2 separate regions of the Mus musculus genome follow, and region 1 is linked to region 2. The links are chromatin loops, found by intact Hi-C in ENCODE. Cell type or tissue: left cerebral cortex. All regions are shown on one strand. Each heading gives the region's core, and the rest is flanking DNA. Links, peaks and the distances in the headings are about the cores only. Region 1 overlaps Prkca (protein kinase C, alpha). Region 2 holds the start of Prkca (protein kinase C, alpha).

What was found. Hi-C counts contacts between places; a loop is a spot of excess contacts. Peaks named below come from ENCODE experiments on the same cell type or tissue, not always from the same donor. Only the 100,000 strongest peaks of a DNase experiment are listed, where the experiment ranks them.
Region 1: a loop joins it to region 2, with 8 times the contacts of the local background. A loop is called at or near these places in 9 of 42 quality-filtered maps.

Annotation. Positions count from the first base shown.
Region 1 is chr11:108,215,654-108,228,005 of GRCm38, forward strand. All of the region lies in intron 2 of Prkca (protein kinase C, alpha), which reads right to left. Among named protein-coding and RNA genes, the nearest start is that of Gm11655, 49 kb to the left of the region's middle. In left cerebral cortex, for the core only: no CTCF peak of the experiment used is centred there; DNase peaks (open chromatin) are centred at 5,976, 6,580, 7,208 and 7,699; H3K27ac peaks cover 3,074 bases.
Region 2 is chr11:108,335,830-108,348,181 of GRCm38, forward strand. It overlaps Prkca (protein kinase C, alpha), which reads right to left and starts at 8,059. Exons shown (of 17, transcript NM_011101.3): 1 at 7,666-8,059; 2 at 4,817-4,848. The coding sequence starts at 7,838. In left cerebral cortex, for the core only: no CTCF peak of the experiment used is centred there; DNase peaks (open chromatin) are centred at 3,487, 5,940, 6,249, 6,392 and 5 more places; H3K4me3 peaks cover 3,695 bases; H3K27ac peaks cover 2,494 bases.

The DNA.
Region 1 (12,352 bases), core at 2,679-10,678, 120 kb before region 2:
CTGAGCTTCAAGCTCTCAGTCACTCCATGAGGGACCAGTCCCCACCTCTCTGCTCGGCTGCCAGATGTTTCCTCCACCCACACAGAAATTCTTTCCACATGTGCAGCTTGATTGCTGAAAAAGTCTACCCATTGACCATAGAGAAAGGTACAGGCTTGCCCCAGAATCCTTGCGAGCGTGAGGGACAGGGTTCCGCACACAGCAGTGAGCAGTAGATGCGCTGTGTTTTCTCAGGTTACAGAACTGACAATGGTTTCCTAGCACTTAGTGGGGAGAGTACTTGCCGCACAAGAATGGGGACCCGAGTTTGAATCCCCAGATCCCAAGAAAGAACCAAGAGACAGACAGATCCCCAGGACTTGCTAGACAGATCAAATTAACAAGCCTCAGGGGTACTGAGAGAACTTGTCTCAAAAAGTATGGAGGAGAATTATAATCGAGGGCATCCAAAGATGACATTTAGCCTCTGCACACACCTTCATGCTGCCTGAGCGTGAGTACCCACCACAGGCAAACACTGGGCAGAACGGCTTCCCATTGGAGAACTGGGTGCCTAAGGCAGAAAAGCAAGGCAGAAAAGCTGCTGGCTTCTTACTGAGGTCATTGTGGTGTCTGGTGTGCTCTGTAGTGTTTCCGGTATACTCTGTATGTGTGTCTGGTGTGCTCTGCATGTGTTTCCGGTATGCTGCTGTATGTGCGTCTGTGTGCTCTGTATGCATGTCTGTGTGCTAATGTCAAATCTTACACAATAAGAAAGTGCTCAGCACAAATACTTCCAGAAACAGTTTAAATGTGTCTCGGTTCAGTGAATTCGCTCCCTTGTGTAGGAAATTGAGATCACACACTGGAGGCAGCTGTCCACCCCTTTGCTCATAATCAATGTCCGCGCTCTGCACACACATCAGTGGATCAGCTGCTATGTTTCCTCCACCCCAACTCTTAGAATAAGTCAAATTTAGGAGACCTTACTATTCAGACACTGCACAATGATACATGTGTCATAGAATCACACAGTACCCCAAATATTTATAACTTTGATGGTTCCATGCATCAGTTGAAATTAAATTTAGAGACTGGCAAAACAAATGTGCAGTTAAAAGCACTTGCCCCCAAGCCGCACAGCCTGGCTTCAATCCCCAGGATCTACATGGTAGAAGGAGAAAACTGATTCCCACAGGTTCTCCTCTGACGTCCACTGTACCGTGGCCTATGTGCACATACTGAGCTTGAGGGTAATGGATCTATGAGGCCTTGTTTCAAAAATCAAACCAATGAAATTATTACTATAGTCATATAGCCAAGGTCATGACCATGACTTCGGGCACAAGGGTCTTATGTGCACACAGTCAAGTCTACAGTCAATGATACTCGTGGGTTTCAGTTCATCACCCTGCATGGTCACTGGAGCCAAGCGAGCCCACTCCTTTAAACTTGCTCAGAAAACAAAACAACACAACTCTTGGTATAGGAAACAAGCCCAGAGCAAGTGTGAATTTTTAAACAAATCAACTTTGTGAGACAGGCCTGTAGCCCGTGAGCTGGATGGAAAACCTGCACTCATGAATGATTCATCCCTCGGACCTGCGGATGGATTACTCAGGGTCCCCGGGCAGGTTCTTCCTGCACGTGTGCTGTGTAACACTCACAGGCTTTGCGTGAGCTGCATGCTTCTAGAGTGAGAGAATAAAAGGTCAGGAAACAAGCACAGAGCAAGACTTGGGCCCTGAAAGAAAGCTAACACGCCCCAAATAATTATTTGCTTTAAAACTCTCTCAAGAGAGGCAGATCAATAACTGCACTAAAAGCAAATGGAGCCCCCAGAGTACAGCTGGGTGCCCCTCCTTGCCTCTCTACATGAACAGGGAAGAAATGGACAGAGAGGTGGTGTTTAAAACTGACAAATTCTCGCTAACTGAACACTAGAATAAGCTAACAGAGTAAGAATTAAGAAAAAATGAAACCCACCAATACTTTAAAATAGCTTTATTATTTATTTACTTATTTGGTGTGTGTGTGTGTGTGTGTGTGTGTGTGTGTGTGTGTGTGTGTGTGTATGTTTTGCTGTGATGCTGTGTTACTGTGTAGCCCTGGCTGCCTAGAACTCACTATATAGCCCGGCTAGCCTTGAACTCAAGGATCTGTCTGCCTCAGCCTCTGCCTCCCAAGCATTGGAATTAAAGGTATTTATCATCACACCTACTGTGAGCGCCCGACTCGCCAGCAAGAACGACGCCACAATAGGATCCTTCTGCACATGTTTATTGGGAGAGCATTGACTGCATAGGCGAAAGACCCTGAGCCCAGAAATGGTGCTGCTTATATAGGCCTAGGAGTGATGTGTCCATACTTGATTGGTTATGCTACCAGTACCTCATTAATATGCATCGGGCCAGGCAGTGACTCGGCAAAAAAACTCTTACGCACATGTGCACATTGGTTGTTTACCCATATTCATGGGCTGTGGCCAGTGGTAGCCAGCGCCATCTTGTAATGGTGTTTGCGGCTTCCCACAACCTACCTTTTTTTTTTTTTTTTAATCACTTGGGTACTGGGGATCAGAACTCAGGTCCTAAAGTTTTTATGCTTCATGGATTAAGCCATCTCTAGGGCCTCCTGGGATCCCACCATTAGTGTTTCCCAGGAGTGTTGCATGGTATACGTCTTCACTTTATTAACAGGGATGGAGAACGCCGTGTGCCCTTTTGGTGAGTACTCTCCAGGCTGTTCTTTGGATATAGCATCTCAGCGTGTTCTTTGGCGTTTCTGGTGAAGTCAGATTACCTTGTACCTATGTGTCTGTATACATATGTCTATATGTGGTGCTATAGCTTCAACTGTATAATTCCCCACCCCCCAGCAAGGCTTCATGAACCTGAGCATTTGGCCTCCGGCTGGTGGCTGTGATACCTTTTATACGTAGGGCCTAGCTAGCTGACACGGAGCTATGCGGGCAGGGCCTGCTGGAGCCTACTCTGTGCTGTGCCTTCCCTGCAATGTGTCTGTGAGCTAAAATAAACCCTCCTTCCCCTATAGTGCTGCTTGTCATATATTTTATCACAGTAGAGAACAAGTAAAAATTATATATGAAATATATAATAAAATATAATACATAATGCTGTGTAGCCAGGGCAACTAATATAAGTGAGAAAAGTCTAGGTTTAAATCCCAACTCCATTCCTTGGCACCATAGCAAACTTTGCAATTTATCTTACATCTCCAAGCCCCTATCCCTCCTCTATAAGTTGGGGTGAAATGAGCATGTCAAAGGCTGGGCACACAGTCAGCATTTAAAAGGTATTCCTTCCTCCCATTCCTGCCCTGTTCTTTGTTTGCTATTATATAACACAGGAATGTCAACAGGCAAACTTGTGAAGACACAACTAATCTTAAAGGGGGGGGGGGTCCTACACATATAGAATATTTTGCTAGGGTTTTTTTTTTTTTACGACAACAGTTTCCAGTATTTAGCCTTTTCTAACTACAAGGTTAGGAGTTGACTTCATGTCTGCAACAATTCACATAGAACCTTCTTCCAACGTCTTAAAGACAGAGACTTCAAGACTCTGATAAAAGGGGCACTACCACTGTGTGTGCTTCTAAAACATGTGCTTCTCTCTCTCTCTTTCTTTCTTCCTTCCTTTCTTTCTTTCTTTCTTTCTTTCTTTCTTTCTTTCTTTCTCTCTCTCTCTCTCCCTCTCTCTCTTTCTTTCTTCCTTTCTTCCTTCCTCCCTTTCTCCCTTCCTTCCTCTCTCTCTCTCTCTCTCTCTCTCTCTCTCTTTCTTTCTTTCTCTCTCTTTTTATTTCAATACTGTCTCTTAACCTTCAAGTTTTAAAATGGTATGTTCTCACCCAGCAGGTAATTTTGAATCCCAGTGATGACTTGACTGAGAAATCATAGATGTCCCAGCATGGCTTGGTTGGAAGCCTGACACTGGTGTCAGGCTGCTTGCTCCAGGCCATCTTGACAAGTGAGAGAGGGCAGAGGAGCTTATGTATAAAATAGACCCACGAAGGTATTGAGCCTCATCCCATCATCCCAGAAAGACAACTGATGTCCACAGGAGTCCAACATACCCTGGCAGCTTCCCTGACTAGTTAATGGTCCTGGTCAGTAGTTACTGAGATTTCTAGAGCTGGGTGCTTAGCTAGCTTTGGTTGCAACTTAACATCAGCAGCAACCACAAGATGGTCTAGCCTTGCACACTAAGAAGCCCTATGTAAGACCAGAAGCTCTACTGTGAACATCTAAAATACCAAGCGCCACCATGACATTGAAGAAGTTCTGGATTCTGGAGAATCTCACATTACAGGTGCTCAAACCATAAAGTCTAGGCACATTTTTTAAACCCTAAAAGCTCCAAAATCTAAAGCACTTCTCTCAGGTGTGATCACTTCATGCTAGACACCTAGAACAGCTGTCAATCAAGGCATACCCGGGATGTCCTGGCTAGCATAAACCACCGGAATAACTCCATGCCAGCTCTCACCTCTCTACGCTGTGTCTCTCTTCTACCACAGGGAGCATTCATCCAATGCTGTGGTGTGACCATCAGCAAAGCAACAAGATAGGCTGGACATACATTGCAGCCCAGCAGCGCTCTGCTCAAGCCAGCTCCCTGCCTCTGACTCTGGAAGGAAAGCAAGCCAGCAAGGGGGTGGGGGTGGGGGGATTCTCTAGTTTCTGTCTTCTTTCGCTTTTCTTTCACTTACTTATTTCAAAGTCAGCCCCCAAACCATCTCAGACAGGGGCAGAGGGATCACACAGCTAGCTCACATACGACCGTGTAGATGGAGGATGACAGTGCTTGAGGCTCATCGCCATCCATGGAGGGAGCATGGGGATTTTTGAGCACTATCAACTCTGGACTTGAGGATCGATCGATCATGGCCTCCTATAGAACCTCCTTTAGAACATCAATTGAAAACTGCTTTTACAGCTCTTACACATAGGTTGGACATAGGCACACTTAGAGTGGGCAGTAATGTATGTCTTATGTTGATCAAAAAGTACAAAGAGAGGATGAAGAGGTACAAAGGAATGTTTAATAGTTTCCAAGGCTACCCACCAGTGGCTTAGACAGCAGGGCGTCGTTGCTCTCTAGTTCTGCAAAGCGAGATGCCTGAAATCCAAGTGCTGACTCAGCTGATCCCCTCTTGAAGCTCTGGAGAGGATCTTTTCCTTGTCTCCCTCTCAGTCTCTGGTGCTTCCTGGCATTCTTTGGTTCGTACATGCATCATACCAACCTCTACCTCTGCCATCTCCACTACATTCTGTGTATTGTCACGGCCACTGAGTTGAGAGCCAGTGTCCACCTAGAGAGACCTCACAGGAACCAACCATAATGTCTGAATAGAGATCGGCCACATTGTGAGGTGACACATGGACATGAACTTCGGAAGGACACTGTTGGAGTGCCACACAGAGAAACCAGGAGGGAAGCATGGGGAAGGCAAACAGATGAGGAGAGCCATGCCTCCAAAAGAGGTCTCTATGAACTCTGTGCTCTGCAGGCCTGACCCAGACACCAAGGCATGAACAGAGTGCAGCGTGCGCTTAGGTTTCTTCCAGCCCCGAGGTCTTGGATTCCAAGTGGAAGGAAATCTCCCACCCACACGTTAAGAACCCAGTTCATCCAAATGCCACAGCAGGCTGTTTGCTATAAGTCGGTGAGGATGAGTGAGCTTGGCACAGTGGATCAGCGCTTACACAATCAGAGATACTAGGATAATCTTTCTTGGTCTATAAACTCACAAATGCTTCTGCATTTAACCATCTTCCTGGCGGCTCCACTTGAAACGTTCTTGGGGGCCTCTCTTTTCTCAGAGCACCCACCCCCAGCCAGACACACAGAACCATCTTAGAACCTAGAAGTCCAGGCAAGGGATGGCGTCTGTGTGATTATGAGAGGCAGTTCCCACCCCCCAGGCACACTTGTGAAGGGTGGGGAGAGCCAACTAAAATTAATGAACTTTTCCTGCCAAAAAGAGCTCGGCTCCCAATTCGGTCATGTGTTGCCAAATAGACAGTGTGAATGAAGTCAGCCTGCGAAGAAAATAAGAACATTCCAGAGGAGCAGGAGTTGGAGACACGCTGTCCCTGACTTCAGCACACTGATCTAAAGATATCCCCCACCCCAGCAGAAGCAGCCCAGACCTGTAGCTGATTCACCCATAGAATGTTTCTCTCCACAGCGCACTCAATATTTTGTAGCCTCTTGTTAATTCCCACCTCCCTTCTGTAAGCCCCTTTGTTACCTGGTCTCATCCTCTGGCTCCTCTGAGCTCAGAGGAGGCCCCTCTCTTTCTCTGACCCCAGCCATGGTCAGTGATAACAGGACCCACAATACCTACCTAAGTCTTAACTCCTCCACCCTTTACATCACAGTCTGTTTTCCCCTATACCATAATAAAAGAATCTGATGTCAACAGCCCCGTGGCACTCCTGGGTCCTTACCACTCTCAATGTACTTGGCAGAAGACTGTCAGCCCTGAACAACTTTCCCCAGGAAGCTGGCATGCTGAAGGGAGAGCCACAGGGCCTTAGCACCTGCCAAGACAGCCATGTGCAAGTGCCTGCCCCAGGGAGGACAATAGCCTGGCTCAGCTAGCGCAAACTATAATTGAAGCTGAATGCAATTAATTGTATAATTCTGAGTCATTTCAGATTAATTCTGCTAAAATTCAAATCCTAAAAGTAGGGCACGAGAAAAGAATCAGTTTCACAAAGAAATCAGACATAAATAAAGTCTACACCAGCCCTGGGTTTTTGCCCAACACTGAGAGCTAAGCACAATAACATTGGAGTTATCAATCAAAAATAAATTTAACCCAAATACAATGATATCACAACCCACAGTTTTAGATGCTAAAAAGCCTAAGCAGCCTTGTTATTTGGTCTAAGAAAAAAAAATGTTATGATATTTGGATGCCTGTGTCTGTCTACTCCCGGAGACTTTCATGTCATTCAGTCTGAAGTGGATAATGAGGACCACAAGAACAATCAAACCAGCTGTAGAAGCTGCAGTCAGAAAGATGGGCGTGGCCTGTGGGAGACCAGATGGCCGCACTTAAACCCTGGTTTCCACTCTCTCCTTGGGACCTCCTCGAGTTCCAGTTCCTGCTTCACCACGGAGCCTCCTGACTTCATGGGAGCCTTCTCTGTGGTGTCAGGCATGGATATGCCATGGCCCATGGCCATCTAGCCAGTAGGAAGTGAGCGGAGGTAGACTTCTGCATCCGGACTCAGGCCTCTGGGGTGTGGAGGGCTGTCAGCTTCCGCCTCCCAAATACTTCTGAACTTACAAAGACAGCAAACGCAATCAGGGAAACAGTGAGGGGCTCTGTGCACACAACATGGGGACTGGGTGAGTTCCTGTGTCTTTGGAGAAACACCCAAGGTTCCAACGGGGTTCAGAAAGCTGGGGTGGAACTCAGTGGTAGAGTCATGCCCTGATGCGTGAGGTCCTGGTTCTGTGGCTGACCTGGGAGTGGGGTTAAGGAGAGTTCGCTCTAGAACCATCTGTGGGCTTTTGGAATCTAATTTTACATTGAAGTGTGCAAAGCTCTGTTCTTAAAAGCATCTGTGCCATGAAAACAAGCAGAGCCCGTCTGCATCTTGTGACCAAACACTCCAAGAAGTTCTTGGAAATTGAAAGGTCTCAGGAGGAACCGGAAACCTCAACACCCATCAGGGCAGTTCCTTATTCCTGTCGCACACAGCTGCGCTGCCTGCTCCTCGACACTTCTTGTCAGCAGATGGGTTCCTGTGAGAACAGATGATCCTCTCTGTAAGTGCCCACACAGAGGACTCTGGAAACACCTGTGTTGAACCAGGACTCAGGGTCCCATTCCAGTCAGCTCTGGGGCCTGGGCCACTGTCAGACACCAAGTGGCTTGTGAGGGACAGATGGGGGCTCTCCTGAGGTCACTTAGTGTCCAGCTATACGAAAGCTGTGAGGACACAGACATTTCTCCAGACAAAATGAAGCCACTGGCAGTATTTTCCAATAAGCCCAATCCTCTAGGCTCCGTGGCTAGGAGGGTCACCCACTGCCTGTACTGATTCAGTCGGTTTAGAAACGTCTCTGTGACACAGGGGGGTCATAAACAACTTCATATAAATGAGAGACGTGCTCAGCAGAATGAGAGGCCTGCTGGAGGCTGCGAGGGAGGAAGCACTAATCTGATTTACTCCCCGGCGATGTCCCGTTTCCAATCCAATTTTCTGGACACTGAGATGGAGACAGGATCGAAATGGTATTTGCCAGGAGCAAGAAGAGAGATATTTCTGTCCCCTGGCCTTTGTCTTTATTAGAGATCAGCCCGGAGTGAGCCAAACTCTATAGGAAGCCCAGGGTTCATAACATGACTTTGTGTCAGAGACTTTGATTCATGGTCTTGGCTGGCAGGCAGGGCTGTGGGCAGAAGACGGGGACCCAAGCTCTTTCCCTGCTGGGCCCTGACATAGTGGGGATCGGTTGCCTGGGCACTTACAGGAAGGGTTCTCTGATGATCGAAGTGCAACCAACTCATCCATAATAGCTGTCCAGCCCTGGACACTGTGAGAATATGAACATTTAAGTTTTTCCTCCGAGTAGGCTAATTAGGGGAAAAAAAAATCAAAGCTACTAGCATTCTGTGAACTAACACAGTTTCAATCATGTGTGGCTTACATGCTATCAAAACAAAAGTCAAGGGACTGGACAGATGGCTCTGCTGTTCAAAGCACTTGCTGCTCCTGCGGAGGACTGGAGTTCAGTTCCAAGGACATCAGCTTCTATCAGAGTCTGTCATTAGCATTTCTGCTCACAGTCGAGGGGGAAAACAGAGCGCCCAGTAGGCATGGCTGAAGCATTTAAATGTCACTGGACCAATGCGTAGACTTTGCTTCCCTCGAAAGACAGATCACACGCTAAGTTGCCAAGTTTAATCTGTTTTCATCCACATACCATTTAGTTAATGATCAGGAAAATCAGAGAAAGGACAGCGACAAACTTGGGATACATTTGCCTCCTGGATCATCAAGAACTTATCGCCCCTCTCCTTCCTCATTAGTAACACACGGGTTGGGGGGTGGGGGAAGCTACAGAAGAGGCCAGGGAGTGAGTTTCACTTTCACCCAACCCCCAAAGCCTCACTCAGCAGGGGAGACACAGGAGGCAGTTTGAGGGAGCATCTTGTTCAGCTGTTGGTACAGCAGCGTCAGGAACAGGGTGATCTGGTCCCATCCACTCAGCATCTTCCTAAATTATCAAGCAAGATCTCCTTAAGGTCAACATAGAAGGAGGCAGGGGATGCTTACTGGGCAGGTTAGATGCCAGATACCAGCAGCTTGGACCTGCTGCTGCGCTTGTTGCTTTATACGCAAGCTGACGCATAGGCCACACTAAGCTCTCTGAGGATGAATTTCTGCCTGGGGAAAGGGGTCAGCACAGGGATGGGTGTGGAGTTCTGTTGAAAACAGCTCAATTTCTTTACATACTTTCTTAGAGCTCACACACTTTTTTTTTTTTTAAGTTTAGAGTTTTTCAAACATGGCATAACCTTCTATAATGTACTATGAAAACCACACAGTCTGTAGTAGTCCTAGCACTTGGGAGACTGAACCAGGAGGATCAAGGGTTTGAGGCTAGCCTGGACTACTTAGTCAACCCCAAGCCAGCCTGGACTACCTGAAGTGTTTTGTCACAAAACAAACAAAGGGGTACTGGGGAGATGCCTCGGCTGCCATCTGCAAGACATGGGAGGATCTGAGTTCACCCCAGATTCCATATGTGGAAGCGAGGCACAGCAATGCATGCCTGCAGTCTTAGTACTGAGGAAGCAGAGACAAGGGGATTCCCCTGGACCTCACTGGCCAGCCAGCCTAGCCTAACTGGTGCACACCAGGCCAGGGAGAGAACCTGTCTCCTAAGCCAAGGTGGGCAGCTCCTGGAGAATGACCCCTGAGGTCATCCTCTGATGTCTACATGCACACACTAGCGCACACGCACACACAGACACACATACATGCATGCATTTGCACTGTCCACACAAGAACATAGAGGGGCACACACAATGAAAGGAAAAACACATTTCACACATGCACATCTGACTGACAAAAATTTGGCCACATTGTTAGTTTGTTTGTTTTGTGTACGTGCATGGGGCTGGGACCATGCACACGCCATGGGCTACGCATCTGAGGTCAGAGCAGAACTTGAAAGAGCAGGTGTTCTCCTCCTGCCACATGGGTACCAGTGACCAAATTCAGGTTTATAAGCTTGACAATAGCTGGGCTATCTCACCAGCGCACAAGGTATTCTTTAAGATCTACATTTGTGCCTTCGAGCATCCTTGTCCAAGTGGACTGGGTGATGATGTCACGGCAGCTTCCCATCTTTCTCCCGTCGTCCTCCCAGTGCACATTTTGGGGATGGAAAAAATATTGCATGAATATCTCCTTAGGCTTTGTAAAGGGATCTAGGCTGTAGTTGGCTTTTTCATTTGTTTGTTTGATTCACTTTTTTTTCTTTGCTTGTTTAACTTGATTGTAAATAAGTCACATTAAGTCAAGATGCAGGGAAAGCCACAGTGAATTCTTTTGAAGCCACAGACATTTGCTGTAACCAGAGTACTCCATCTTTCCCCACTGCATCTCATCACTACATTTAAAGCTTTGTATAAACTGATCCTCAGAATAAAGGGTAGGCACAGATACAGGCAGGGTGTTTCTAAAGATCACCAGCATTTAGAGGCTGTTTTCTCCCAATTTTCCACCCTCGTTACATGGAGCGGTTTTGTGGCACGGTGCCTAACTGGGCCCAGGGAGCACCACGCAGCTGCAACGGCACACTCATTTCTACCAGGCATCTTGATTTTCAAAACCAACTTCAGCTTTTTTTCTGGCACCAAAGCTGCAAAATCCACCCCTCCCTTGACCTGGATCTCTCCCCACCCCCACCCCCCCACCCCAGTACCATATTCATGAGGACATATTGTAACATGACATAAATGCCTAATGATCCTTGTTAGCCTCAAGTTCAGAAGCACTAAACACACCCTGAGAGACTAGCAACTAAGCCAGAACGGGACTTCAGTTGCTCAGGAAGAGACACACAATGAAACACAGGGAGATTTCGGTCAGAAGACCCCGTGCGTCACAATCACTTTTCCCCACCGTCAGAGAACAGAGGGGAAAGGGTACCCCAAAGTCTGTCAGAAGCGAACAGTGCTTACAGGATTCTACAAGGTGCACACTGATGGAGATGACTGGGCCTGCTCATCTATCTGAGGCAAGGTTTGTATATTTAGTGGCAGAGTCTACACTTGGTCTAGGTCTCTGAGAGAATGTTTTTGCAGATCTCTGGAGTCAGCCAAAAAAAAAAAAAAAAAAAAAAAACAACAACAAAAAAACGGGACTCAAACATTCTTCCTTTACTCCTGATTCCTAAGTCAGAAGACATACTTAATCATAATGTAAACACTGTACCAAGAGGGCTGGGAAGACGGTTCAGTTAGTAAAGTGCTTGCCTTGCCGTACAGGCAAGAAGTTCCATCCTCAGAACTCATGTAAGAAGCCTGGCATGCTGTTTCGCATCTGTAATCCCAGCACTGGGAAGGCAGAAATGGGAGATCAGTGGAGCTCTATGACCAGGAAGCTTCACCAAGCTGGTGAGCTCCCAATTTAGTGACAGAATTATCATGCAGAATCCGGTAGAGAGACACTGAAGAGCATACCCCATGTTGACCTTTGCACAGGCACACACACACACATTTCAAAGCACACCACTGTGCGACCTTCTTCAGCATCGTATGGTCGCATGGATGCTATTCACACCAGGCATTGCTTGTGAAGCAATGAAGGAAGGGATGTTGGGGCAGGCCTATGCGAGCATGGTCTGGGGCCCCTGGCGATGTCCACAGCTAGAGCGTTATCTCTGCCTCACGTGGAATTGTTCTAGCCTTCTGAGAAGCCAGCCTTAATTAGATCTTCTCCCGGAATGCTTTCAATTATGCCTGTGCCTGAATAATCTAATAATCGGGATCCCTCCTTATCACTCACTCCGTCAGGAAGTCTTCCATTTGAGGCAATTGGTAATTGTTCTCAATGGTCTCTTACCTTCAATCCTTCACCTTCTTGTGTGTCAACAATAGCCTAGACCCACTGAACCCAGCTGACAGTGAAAACAAATGACCCATGTTCCTCTGCTGGGGGTAGAGCTTGAGTTCCCCCCCCCCCCACACACACACACACATTTTCTTGCAGCCCTGTCTGGGTTCCGCCTAACATGCCTAAGAGCCTGAAGAGTAAGAATGGAAACCCCAGGAAGTTGCTCTCTCCGCAGTGGAAAACAGCTGGTGAAGTGGGCTT
Region 2 (12,352 bases), core at 1,818-9,817:
TTAATCCTTAGCACATAAACAAAGCACAGCGCACACGCCTGTAATGCCAGCATCTGACAGACAGAGGCAAGAAGATGGGAAGTTTGAGGTCATCCTCAGCTACATCACAAGTTCAAGGCTAGCCTGGTCTATATGAGACACTGTCTCAAAACAGAGTCCGCCTCCATGAAGTGAATCTCCCTCTGGAATCCCTCAGCTTGCATTGCAGAGACGTGTCCTTTCTTTCCTGCCCCCCACCCCCAAGTCAAACACCAATTTTCACTTTCTTGAGAGAATGCAAAACCCATCCTGGTCAGGTATGTTAACAGGGCTTTAAAATAAACTGTTATACAGCACAGCAGAAGAAAAGCTGACTTTTATTAAAGAAAAGTTGGAGATTCGGTGGAGTCACAAGTAAAGGACAGAATATGATTTGCATGTCCCTAGCAAGAGACCTTCAAGATTCCTAACCACTGTGCAGTGGAGAAATGCAGATTCATTCTGAGAACCAGGGTTGAACCTGCAGGGTCATGGACTCCTATAGTTACAGACAGAGCTGTCTTCCAATGCTACCTCAGGGATATTTCAACCAAGCAATCTAGGCTGAAAGTTCATTTTAATGTGTCATAGATACTAACCAAAAAAGGAGAGAGAACAGGAAAAGAAAGGAGGAAAATCCAGAGGCCAGCTAGATGCAACAAACTCTGAGTAACTGCCTGGCACTTCATAGAAGCAGGTCACAAGTTTTTTTTTCAGCGGCTGCTTCCACCACTGTAATTAGAGATGGGCAGGGCTGTTGCTAACTCTGAGAAGGGAAAAAAAAGTGACTTGGCTCTGTCCGTTTCCAGTAGTGAAAGTAGCAGAGAGCCCCAGAGGCTCAGGCTCTGTGAGAGAACAGCAGCAAGGACCACTCGGTCCTAGACGCGTGCTTTTGGAAGCAGCTGAGGCAAGACAGAGATCCTGCCTGGACACAGACCTCCTTGCCCAACAGACTCAAACTTAGTGCTACCAATGCCTAGGCTACACAAATCTACTTTTCTCCCTTCCTTTCCCTGAAAAAAAAAAGGAAAAGAAGAGAAAGAAAACGTGAGTGAGGATTGATTAATTACCTGCTCCTGTTAGGGAGATGAAAAAAGCCCTGGAGTCACCAAGTTAAAAAAAAATAAAAAATACAGGAATCGGTAAGCAGCTATGAGCCTCACAGCCAACCTTTAAGAGATACAAAAAGACAAGGTTGTCTTGATCACTGACGATCTTAAGGAAGCTGTTTCATGGCTTCAGGGCCCACAGTGAGCTTTTTTTTTTTTCTCCCTAGTATTAAATGCTCTTGGTTTCATCTCCTCCAGACAGTAGATCTCACATGAGATCCTCCCGGTTATCAGGCCTAGTGACATCGTTGTGTACCCACAATGCAATAGAAACAAGAATGGCACAACAGCCACTGTGGGAGAACGCAAATAACTCAACAAACACTTCTCTGGAAGTTGCCCTGATTGATCCCATTTTACTAAATCTTGGGCCAAGGAGATAAACTTAAGTGTTCCACGTGTTGATCAAATCCCTTCTTCTAGTGATATAGATTCCGCTTTTAGGGCTGAAATTCATTTATTAATTTAGTATCATAATTCTTACCATCCACTAAGCAAAACTATGACAAAGCTATATTACTTGTGACACGGATATGTGGCTCTTATTTACAACATGTGCAAAGAAAGAAGAGGAAGAGAGAGGAAAAGCAGAGAAGAGAGGGAGGGAGGGGAGGAGGAGGAGGGAAGGAGAGGGAGGAAGGGGCAGGAGAGGAGGAGTAGGGTACCATTGCTACAACTATTTAACCTATTGACCAAAACAACAAACTGTTTCTGTAGCTAGAAAATATTGTCATCATACAAGAAAAACCCAATGTACTAAGAATATAAAAAGCTTCAGGGCTAGGCATAGTGGTTTATGCCTTTAATGCCAGCACTCAGGAGGCAGAAGTAGAATGATCTCTGAGAGTTCAAGGTCAACCTAGGCTTACACAGTGAGACCCTTTCTCAAAAAAATTTTTTTTTCTAAACTCAGGCTACTATTTGGAAGAAGGGGGCTGTCCAATGTTGTACATGATGAGTTCGTCTCCTGAATAGGAATAACTTTCTAATAACCAGAACCAAAGGAGAGAAAGTAGAGACATTAAACTGAAATGTATTCCAAGATGGTCAGGTGCTCAGAGAAAGACTGGATTTAAGATGGCATTAAAAGCAAGTCAGGCTGCCTAAGTACTGCTTGGGGAGTAAAAGCACTGCCCTAGGCAGAGCATCTTTCTTAATTAAGTTACCACAATAAGATACAATATGGCCACAAGAAGTCAAGCACAGATGATACACACTAAACAAGATGTAGCAGCAGCTAGAACTTCTAAATAGCATCATCCTTGAAAAGGTTACTAGGAATTAAAATGTGTTTGCACTAGGGGGATTCATTACTTAAGGCAATCAAAAGGTAAATTCTTTAAAGCCAAGAACTGGCTAGAAAGCATTCTTCTCTAATTAGTGTATTTGTATTTGTGTATAGTGTGTTTGTCCATGTATTATTGTAAATCTAGTAAAGAAATTCACAGAAGAAATACAAATGTCTACTGCACATGGGGCAGGGCTTTGACCTCACTAATAGCCCAGGAGACAGAAGTTAAATGTAAGGTCCTCTTCCCCTGACATTAGCAAAAGATAAAGCCAATTTCTATAGCAGCCTCTCTACTCAGAGAGTGAAGGGAAGGGCAAGCACACCTTACATTCATAGTGAACTGTACATTGGAGCCCTTTTGGACAATTTTACGGTTCCCATTAAAATTTAGAATGCGCACCTCCACACTTCTAGGTATCCATTCTAGAAGCACCTACACTGGTTCCCAGGGATACTCTCTGTAGTGTGTCTGGGTGAACTTAGTAGCAACTGACATCCCCAGTGGAGGAGACAAGGGTGAATAACCACTTCGTAGAATCAGACAGAACTGAGGCTGGCCCAGGCAGCTACTTAGCATCTGCTGAGGAAAAACAATGAACGCACCCTGCGCAGATAACCTAAGAGTTCAATCTCTTACAATTAAAGTGTACACCAATGGAAACTAAATGGGTATTTTAAAAAGACATTCTCCCTGGGAGGTAGAAAGAGAAAGGAGTGGACTCTTTCACCTTTTAAACATTTTATGAGTATATTTTTTAAAAAGAAACCATATAAAAGGGAGTTATGAGGCAGGAGGCTATTGATCGGAGAACCCACTGGAAGCTCAGCACATACAGTGTAGGGAATCTCACAGAACTGGTGACCCCCAAACCACGACCACACTGTTACTTTATCAACAATACCTGCTCTGGCCAATGAGCTGGCAGAGACCGGATGACTCTAAATCATTGTCATGGGGGAAAAAAATGATACCGTTTTAAAACAACATATCTACTTTCTCCTGGACAATTTGAGGAAATTCAGTAACTATTTTTCTTGTAAGTTTCCATAGGCTCTGACTCAAACGGAAGCCAAATGAAAATAGTAACAGACTTAGATCTCATTTGCATCTTTGAATTACCTAAAATCGCATTCAAACCTAGACCCAAAACCAAGTGCATAGAATTCGGGCCCAGAACTTTGAGAACCAAAGTCTTTCTTTCATCTGCTACAAAGGCTGATGCAGCCGGCTTGCCTCTACGTTTAAAAGGAATACCCAATACTCAAAACGCCTCATTCAATCAGAATTCTAAGCACACCATGGAATTAAGAAAGGTACAGTATTAATGATCATTATGCTATAAAATGTCCCTCTCTAATATGTCTTGGAAACAAGGTCACCAAATTGGAAGTTTACAAAAAGATAAGCAACTTAATAACACACCATCCCTTGTAAAATAGAAAAGCACACGCTGTGTTTCTCTCTAATACACTTATTAAGAGACAGTCATAGGATGGTATTTTCCAGGCTAGAATGTACTTTCCACTTGCCCTAATAATAAACCTATGCCCAGATGGGAAATATAACTGGAACTAAATAAACATGCTATAGGCGATGAGCAGAGAAGCCAGCAGGCGAGCCAGGGAACTTGAAACGCCTTCTCGAGCTATAATGGAGTTATTTATCTAACTCAACAGATAAGACAGAGAATATAAAAAGTTAGATATTTGATGGCTGCTCACCAATGGTGGCTGTGGTGAACACAATGCCATTGTAGGTGAGGGAGGAAACCCCGTGGGGCCCTGCCACAGGAGAGCATGCATGAAGTATGGAAGCAAGCTGGAGGAAAGGCGCACCGCACAGTGATCCTAGAACTGTCAATCACTCTATATCACTGACGTAATGTCAAAGTGTGCATACTTTGTTCCTGGTGGCAATGGGTGATCTACACAACTTTCTTGAAATTATGTATAGCCTAAAACTAATTACCTCGGGTATACAATGTATAGGGTGAAAAAGTTCAGGAAAGAAAGGGGGGAAAATGTCACATGAATACAAAGCAATCCTTCCCCCCCCCTTTTTTTTTCTAAACACCCACACAAAGACAGAAGTTTCTGACAGGAATGTTCTCAGCAAAAAAATAAAATAAAATAAAATTACAGGACGGCTTTTGCTTTTTTTTTTTTTTCTTTCAATGAACAGAAAAGGAAGTTCTATGTGCAGATTACTAGGCAATACTATGGTTTTTTTTTTTTTTCCTTAAAAGGAACACACTATCATCACTTGTGTTTTGAAAATATTATCTAAGTAACATATCTTTCAGATCACAAAGAAACGTTGAGCAGAAGAAGTACAGTTCCCGTGTGCAGTGCTCACTTCTGGATGTACTTGGACATGAAGCCCACCGAGGCAGCTTACCTTGGCACTGGAAGCCTTGTTTCCCAAACCCCCTGGAAAACAGAAAACAAGAACAAACATCTTAGCATGCTTCCCACCGAGACCACATTGTAGCAAGTTACATGAGCGAGTACTCTACAAGGTCTAAAAGTCTATACTTGAAACCCAAGGGCTCAATAAGGAAAAAATACCCCTAAGTATTTAACTAGAAGCCTGTGTGCATTTATCTTTTTAAAAATAACCAAGTAAATCTGTCTATAAAGGACCGCTGAACTGTTACCAAGTTTCTATCTATCTGGTCTTTTCCATTTTGTGATTGGTATTTAAATTTCAAAATAAGAACATGACTTCAAACTTAAAATTGTTGCTTACAATACTCTGACAAAAGGGAGCTTGTGGTTTAAAAATTGGGGGTGGGGATGGGGGTGGGCAGGGGCTTACTTTTTAGTCCTGAAAACAAAGAAACTTTTTCTCCCTAAAGACAACCAAAAAGTAGCTTGTTAGAAGTTTGTTCCAAATAGTATGTGTCTAAGAACTGTCAAATAGTAGCACTGTTTACAGTTCATCTGGGCTGCTGAAGGAATCCGATTTGGTGTAACATCGCTGCTATAGCTTGTGTTTGAGATTATCTGTGGTCCAATTTTCACTGAGAACCACTGGCATTCAAAGTCTATACTGAGACTACTCTGCTCTTGTAAATCATTTTAGAGAATTGACTCTGTAAGCACAGAGTCCTGACATGGATATTTGACTACAAACACTGTTCCAGCAGAACACGCTGCATCAAAATGTTCTCAGAGGTGGCTCATAATCTCTTGCTTTGCAGAGCATTTTAAACTTACAAAGCACTCTACATTCCTTTATAATTATCTTAATGTCATCACCCTACCCCCCCCCAAAAAAAAAAAAAACCAAAAAACCCTAGGTTCAAATATTTAGCTTTAAAATACAAGTGCTTAAATACTGAAATTAAATTGCAAACCAAAGACTCATAGAAGCCATAATGAAAGAAACCAGAGAAATTAAATCCACTGCAAGATGGTCTTGGTGGGGTTGCCTGGCCATCCAACTGACTGCTTTCAGATTAAATGAGGCTCTTGTGCTTGTGTGGAGCTATTCAGAGCAGGAGGGAAAGGGAACCTTTCTCTTCACATCGCAGTGAAGCCGGTACCCTGAGGATCTCATCAGTTGGCCTGAGACTGGGTCTCTGGGCAGTGAGAGTGGAGACTGATTAGTGAGCTTGGTAAAAATGTACGTCGTTTTTCTAATGTATCTACTTCCTGTAGAAGTAATTATCACTCTGTCCCTTTTGACTAGAATCTCGCGGTTAACATGGGAGGCTGCAACCTGCCAAATGCAATATCCTCCCTTACCCCGGTGCTAGAGACTCATCTTAAGGAGCCTTATCTACCGTCACCCACTCCTTGAGCTTGATTGCTTCAGATGCTAACTACTCTATGGAGACTGTAAAGTGGTTGTGTTGTTCACCAAGGTGCCATGCTGAATGATTTCTTAAAAGAAAGGAAAAATCGGGCATCTTATTGGCACACTGATGGTGGGGTCCCCTTTTAATTCTCTTCTCTGGGTGGCCTGGATTCAGCACCATCTGTCCTATAGCCACTAGGATACCCCATTATGTATAAGGCTGACTGCTTGGTGTCTAGGTGCGCTTCGCCCCTTGCAGCTCCCTGCCCAGGAGGGAGCTAAGGAGCCCTGGCCATAGTTCTTGCTTCTAAGGTACTTCTTACTCCAAACACATGGACAAAAGAGTCAGGGTATCCCCAGGAAAAGCTGACACTTGGTGTTCAAAGTCGTGGGAGGGGGACGATTTCTAAGATATGATGGGGGTGGGGGGGACTGACATTTTGTAAATCTGATGAAAGCTGTAATTCTCTCACAAAAAAAATTTAAAAAGAAAAACATAAATCTGCATAAATCCAATTTTACCTAATTTCACAGGCTCCAGAGAGATAGATCCCTGAACCCTTCTTTTTATCAAGCCCCTCAGTTGCCAACGCTTGGCGTTCAGTGGAAATCACCTGAGCGCGGACACCTTTAGCCATTACAGTATTTTTCTTAAATAAGCCCTCTGTCCTCATCAACTGGGTTACAGGTTTAATCTCCTGTTGACAGGGTCTATTTTAAATGACTCCCTCTGCCCTCTGCCATTTGCCTGCCGGGTTAGCCCTCCTCCCCCACGGCAAGCTTTCAACAGTTTGCTGCCTTCCATCTCTCTCCCTCCCCTCTCTCCCCACTCTGGGCTCGGCCAGAAAAGTCAAAGTCTCCGTGCCCAGTAGAAACAGCCTACAGTAGGCAGGGACCCAAGGTTCCAGCGGAGTCCCAGCCCGACGCGAGGCACAAACACTCCCCGGAACGCGCCCAGCCTGGCTCGCCAGCAACTTGGAGCGGCGCGCCGCGGCTCCCCGCTACTCCCGGGCGTGTTTCTTGCGCGTCCTGGGGCCACTTTGACTCCAGCAATCTCTCTTTCCTGTCCCTTCGCTCCCATCAGGCCCATTGACCGCTCCGCTTGGTGACAGGGAAGACCTGTGCGCCCTAGGAGAGGCGAGGGGACCTTCCCCCTCATCCGAGTCACCCCGTGCAGAGCCAAGCGTCCCTTCAGGGCACCAGGGCATGCGTGGCAGCGCCGGGCCACTTTCCAGGGAGTGTCCCGCGTGGGTGCGCGCCTGTCACTCCTGGCGAGAGTTCGGACTCCGGCCAGGCACTCTAAGTTCTCGGAGGAGTCCTGGCCCTGAGAGTAAGGACGCGCCGGGGCTCAGAGACGTCCCCGAGCTTAAGTCCCGGGGACAAGCAGACCTGAGCCCCGGGGCAAAGGTGGCTCTTGGGTCCCCAGGGCTGCCGCGCGCACCTACCAGATGAAGTCGGTGCAGTGGCTGCAGAAGGTGGGTTGCTTGAAGAAGCGGGCGATGAATTTGTGGTCTTTCACCTCATGCACGTTCTTCTGCCTCAGCGCCCCTTTGCGGGCGAAGCGGTTGGCCACGTCCTGAGACGCCGTGGAGTCGTTGGCCGGGTAAACGTCAGCCATGGTTCCCCCCAACCACCTCTTGCCTCCGCCGGGGAGCAGCAGCCGGGGAGGGCCGGGGTGGGCGGGGGCGGCGGCCGAGGTGGCGGTGCTGATGAGGTGCGGTGGTGGCGGCGGTGGCCCGGGAGAGCCGGGCGGGCGCTGCGCTACTCGGAGCTGGGAGCCGAGCCGCTCTCTCTGGCTCTCTCCGGCTCTCTGGCTCGCTGGCTGGCCCCACGCTCACTGACAGCCCGGCGCCCGGCGCTCGCGCTTCCTACTCGCGGCGGCAAGAGGCGGCCCGGAGCGGCGCCGCCCACTGCGCATGCCCGGAGAGCTAGCGTGTGTATGTGTGCACGCGCGCGCGCGGCCTGGAGTAGGAGCGCGCGGGACGGGGACGCGCGCCGGGCGAGCCTTGGGCCTCTGCGCTCCGCTGCACAGAGCTGGACACGCAGACTGGGGGGCCCCTGTGAGCCCCGCCAACTGCCGAGGGCGGCGGTCGGGGAGAGGCCCTGGAGATGCCCAGCCCAGGAAGAAGCCGGGAGGGGCGGGTCCTTCTCCTCCGCCGCCCGCTTCTTTTTCCTCCCTTTTCCTCTGCTTCCTCCTCCCTCTTTTTTCTCCTCCTCTCCTTCCGCTCGTGGTGCCGGGCCTCCTCCTCTCCCCACCTTCCTCCACCCACTCACGCTTCTCTGCTCATGCTTTCCTCTTTCTGGGATGGAAGTTGTGCCCCGAAGGAACCCGGCACGGAGCGCTCCCCACCCCCACCCCCATGCCACCTTAGCAGGTACAGAGGTAGCTCCTTGTCTAGCTACCTGGACCCACAGGCATTTGGGGGTGGGGGGTTTGCTGGCTTTTTATCAGCCTCTTTCCCGTTTAACCTTTCACCTGACCAAAATGTCATTCTAGTCGTTTATGCCACTAAAATGCCCAAACCCTAACCCTCGCTCAGTTCCGAGTCGGTAAAAGGGAGCGGTTTTGAATAACTGATTGCCGGCTCTCTTACATCCCTTCGATCTTTGACCTGCAGTTCACCTGCTTATTATATAGATTTGTATGACAGTCGTAATAACCCGGTAAGATGCCAAAGGGCTTGCCCTGGTTTGTGATGTTATTCGTTGGCTATCAGAGCTGTGGTGCCCGAAGATGATCGGGCTCTCTTGATTTTACATGTCCAGAACCTTAACTTAGAAATCATTTTGCATCCTAAGCTAATTGCTGAAATACTGGCAGGTGTAGAGTTCAGCCAGAACATTTGTAAATTACCAAGTAAAACTGCTTGTGAAGGGGTAGCTGGAATGGATATGTATGCAAAGGGCGCACTTGGGGCTGGGCTGTCCGAGCGCCTGCTGAATATTTATTAGGTCTGCCTGGAGGATTCTAAACCTGGGACAGAGCAACCCTCTACCAACAAGAAGTTCATTGTCCCAATCGGCCTAGGGTGGTCCCAAACTCGAGGTAATACTCCTGTCACAGCTCCTGAGTGCTGGAATTACAGAGATGAGCCATCGCATCAGCTTCGTTTATTGTAGAATACAAATCCATTAAGACAATGTGCATACTTGAACTTGGACATGGTAACACCAGCCAGTGATCCCAAGAGGATCAGGAATGTAAGATCTCAAGTGCAGACTTTAAAAGAGGGAAATCGCCTGAAATACTAGCTCACAGCATATCCCATAAGCCACGAAGGACTATCCTTTTCCAAGATTGCCTAATTGTGACTCTTGACGAAAAGATAGCTTTTACATTTAAACAAGTGCAGGCAACTGAATAGCCATCAGTAGACCAGGCTCTTCACTGACCCATTTACAATCTGGTGAGCAAGTGTCTTAGGGTTACTACTGCTGTGATGAAACACCATGACCAATGGCAACTTGAACAGGAAAGGGTTTATTTGGCTTACATATCCTGAATCACAGCCCACTGAGAGAAGCCAAGCCAGGAGAGAACCTGAGGGCAGGAGCTGATTGCAGAGGCCATGGAAGATTGCTACTTACTGGTTTACTCAGCCAGGATCATGGGCCCAGGAATAACACCACTCACAATGGACTGGGCCCTCCTCCATCAGTCACTAGGAAAATGCACTACAAGCTTGCCTACAGTCCAATCTTATGGAGGTATTTTCTCAACTGGTGTCAGCTTGTGTCAAGTTGATAGGGCTACACAGCGCAGCCAGTACTGCTGGTGCTTGGTGATATTCTGTGGAAAGTGAATTTAAGCACTTCCAGGCCAAGGAGGCGAGCAGGGAAGAGGCAGGAGAAAAATGAAGAACAAAGCACACTAGGAAAATGGATCAAATTGTAAAATAAAAAAACAAAAACAAAAAAAAAAACAAAAAAAAACACATTATGGGTGTCTCAAACCATCCATGTTTAGTTGATAATTGTGCTTGAAATGGGGCATGGTGGAATGAAGCCACAACCCTTCACTCAGCCGTGTTTATCTGGGACAGGGGTCTTCCTCAAATATTTAATAAAGACAAGCTTCTATTTCCCTGGCTCACTGAGGGTGAAGCGGAGAGAAATGGAGGGTGGGGTTGCCTTGTGCATTCTTGAATATAAATAAGAGCCAGGCAGGCTGGGCATCAGCCTGGCATCTTCTGTGGGGGTGGGGTGGGGAGAGAAGTGATTGCTTTTGACTGTGCGTAGATAGGAGGGAGGCCATGTCTCTTTCCTTTCCGGTTGTGGCTCTACTTGCTAGCTTCTGTCCTGTGAGCATGAAGAGAAATGGCTAACTGAAAGCCCATTGATTGCTAGCTGGGCTGAGTGTGATTGCATCAACTGCCTTCATTTAAGCTCGCTCAGCCCAGAGTGAGTGGTGCACCCAGAGTGGAGAATTGTCAGTTACTGAGCAATACAGCTGCGCCTCTAGCATGGATAGGAATGGTTGGTCCCCATTCCCTCACGCTAGCCACCAATGGAGAAGACTAAGGAAGTGACCTCCTGAGGGGACAGTGCTCAGTGCTGGTGATTGTCTTTAATATGTTGTTTCCTAGAGAAGGTACCAGAAAAGAACTGAAGATAATGGGTGGAATGCAGCATCCATGTCTACCCTGATGTTGAAGAGTAAAGTCAGCACTCCTTGGAGAGGTGTCATCTACGCTATGGTGACATAGGAGCTTGGTGCCAGGGTCAAAGTCAGGGTCTTGAATTAATGTTTTCAAACGAGAATGGTTTACTTAATGTTGGTCGTCTTGACGTGCAGGATACAATTTGTTCTGTGAAGCCACCTGCTCTGAATTCCACATGAGCCATTTTTCAAACTGGGCAGTACGAACTGCTTAAGTATTGAAAAATCCTGTCATTATTTGGGCTTTTTCAACTTACTATGTAGAAAGCATGGGGAAAGGTAAGATGGCAAATTAGACTATAATCCGGCAGATAATTAGATTTACAGTGACTAGGAAGTCTGGTAATAAATAGACTAGGGTCCAAATGACAAGGGGACTATAAGGGCAGGGGCCATTGTCAGACAAGCTTTGAGAGCTGGTGAATAGAAGTCCCCAGCAGAGATGAGTGCCAGGCCTTCCAGACACAGTAGAATGGGAAGCAGCTAAAATCCAGGTCACGTACTCCTCAACAAGGCATAGACCTCTGTCTTCTCAGAAGGAGTGCCATTTTTTTTTTTTTTTTTTTTTTTTGTAACTCACAGAAAGATACTGTGGAGTTTAGTGGAGATCCCAGTAACACTCTACTTAATTCCAGTTTATGGCATGTGACCTGAAAGGACCTTTGGGTCTGTCTTTTAAAAGCAAGCCTTCACCTCTCTCAGCAACCTCTGTCCCACAGAGACATTCTGTATCACCATCACCCTTTGGCTCAAGCTGAAGGCCAAAGCGCCTTCCCATTCGTCCCTCCAGTCTACCCCCTCATCCAGTCTGAGAGGCGTCCCGTGTGCTCCTCACCCTGGACGGATCTCCTTTGTCCTTGGACCGCACGCTAGTATATGCCCAACATCAACTCTTCCCTGGACCACTGCACAACTGCTGACCTGACCTTGCTTCTGTTCTGATCCCTTTTAAGTTTAAGCTTCACAAGCAATTATCCTTTATCAAATGCCTCTGTTATTTTGTATGTGTGTGTGTATATGCTATTATGTATGTGTGCACATGTGCAGGGCACATGGATGAAAGGCAAAGGATAGGTTAGGCATTCTGCTCCATTATTCTCCAGGAGACAGGGTCTCTCACTGAACCCGGAAAGAGGCTGTCAGCCAGGAAGCCCCAGCAATCCTCCTGCCTCCACCCCACACAGTGCTGTAGTTATAGACACACCTGGCTTATTCATGGGTTCTGCCATTCAAACTCAGGTCCTCGTGCTTGGACAGCAAGCACTCCCAGCCACTGAGCCATCTCCCCAGCCACTGAATGCACCTGTTGGAAACTACTTTTCGTTTTGAATGAGTGTAAAGACGTCCTTTATTTAAGAAATAGAAATGCTGATTTCCCTTAAATTAAGCCATAAATAAACCTGGTCAAATAAAATAGGATGTTTTCCAAGGCAGTTTCTCTGGTTTAAATGTGGTTTGTCCCTGAAAACTTT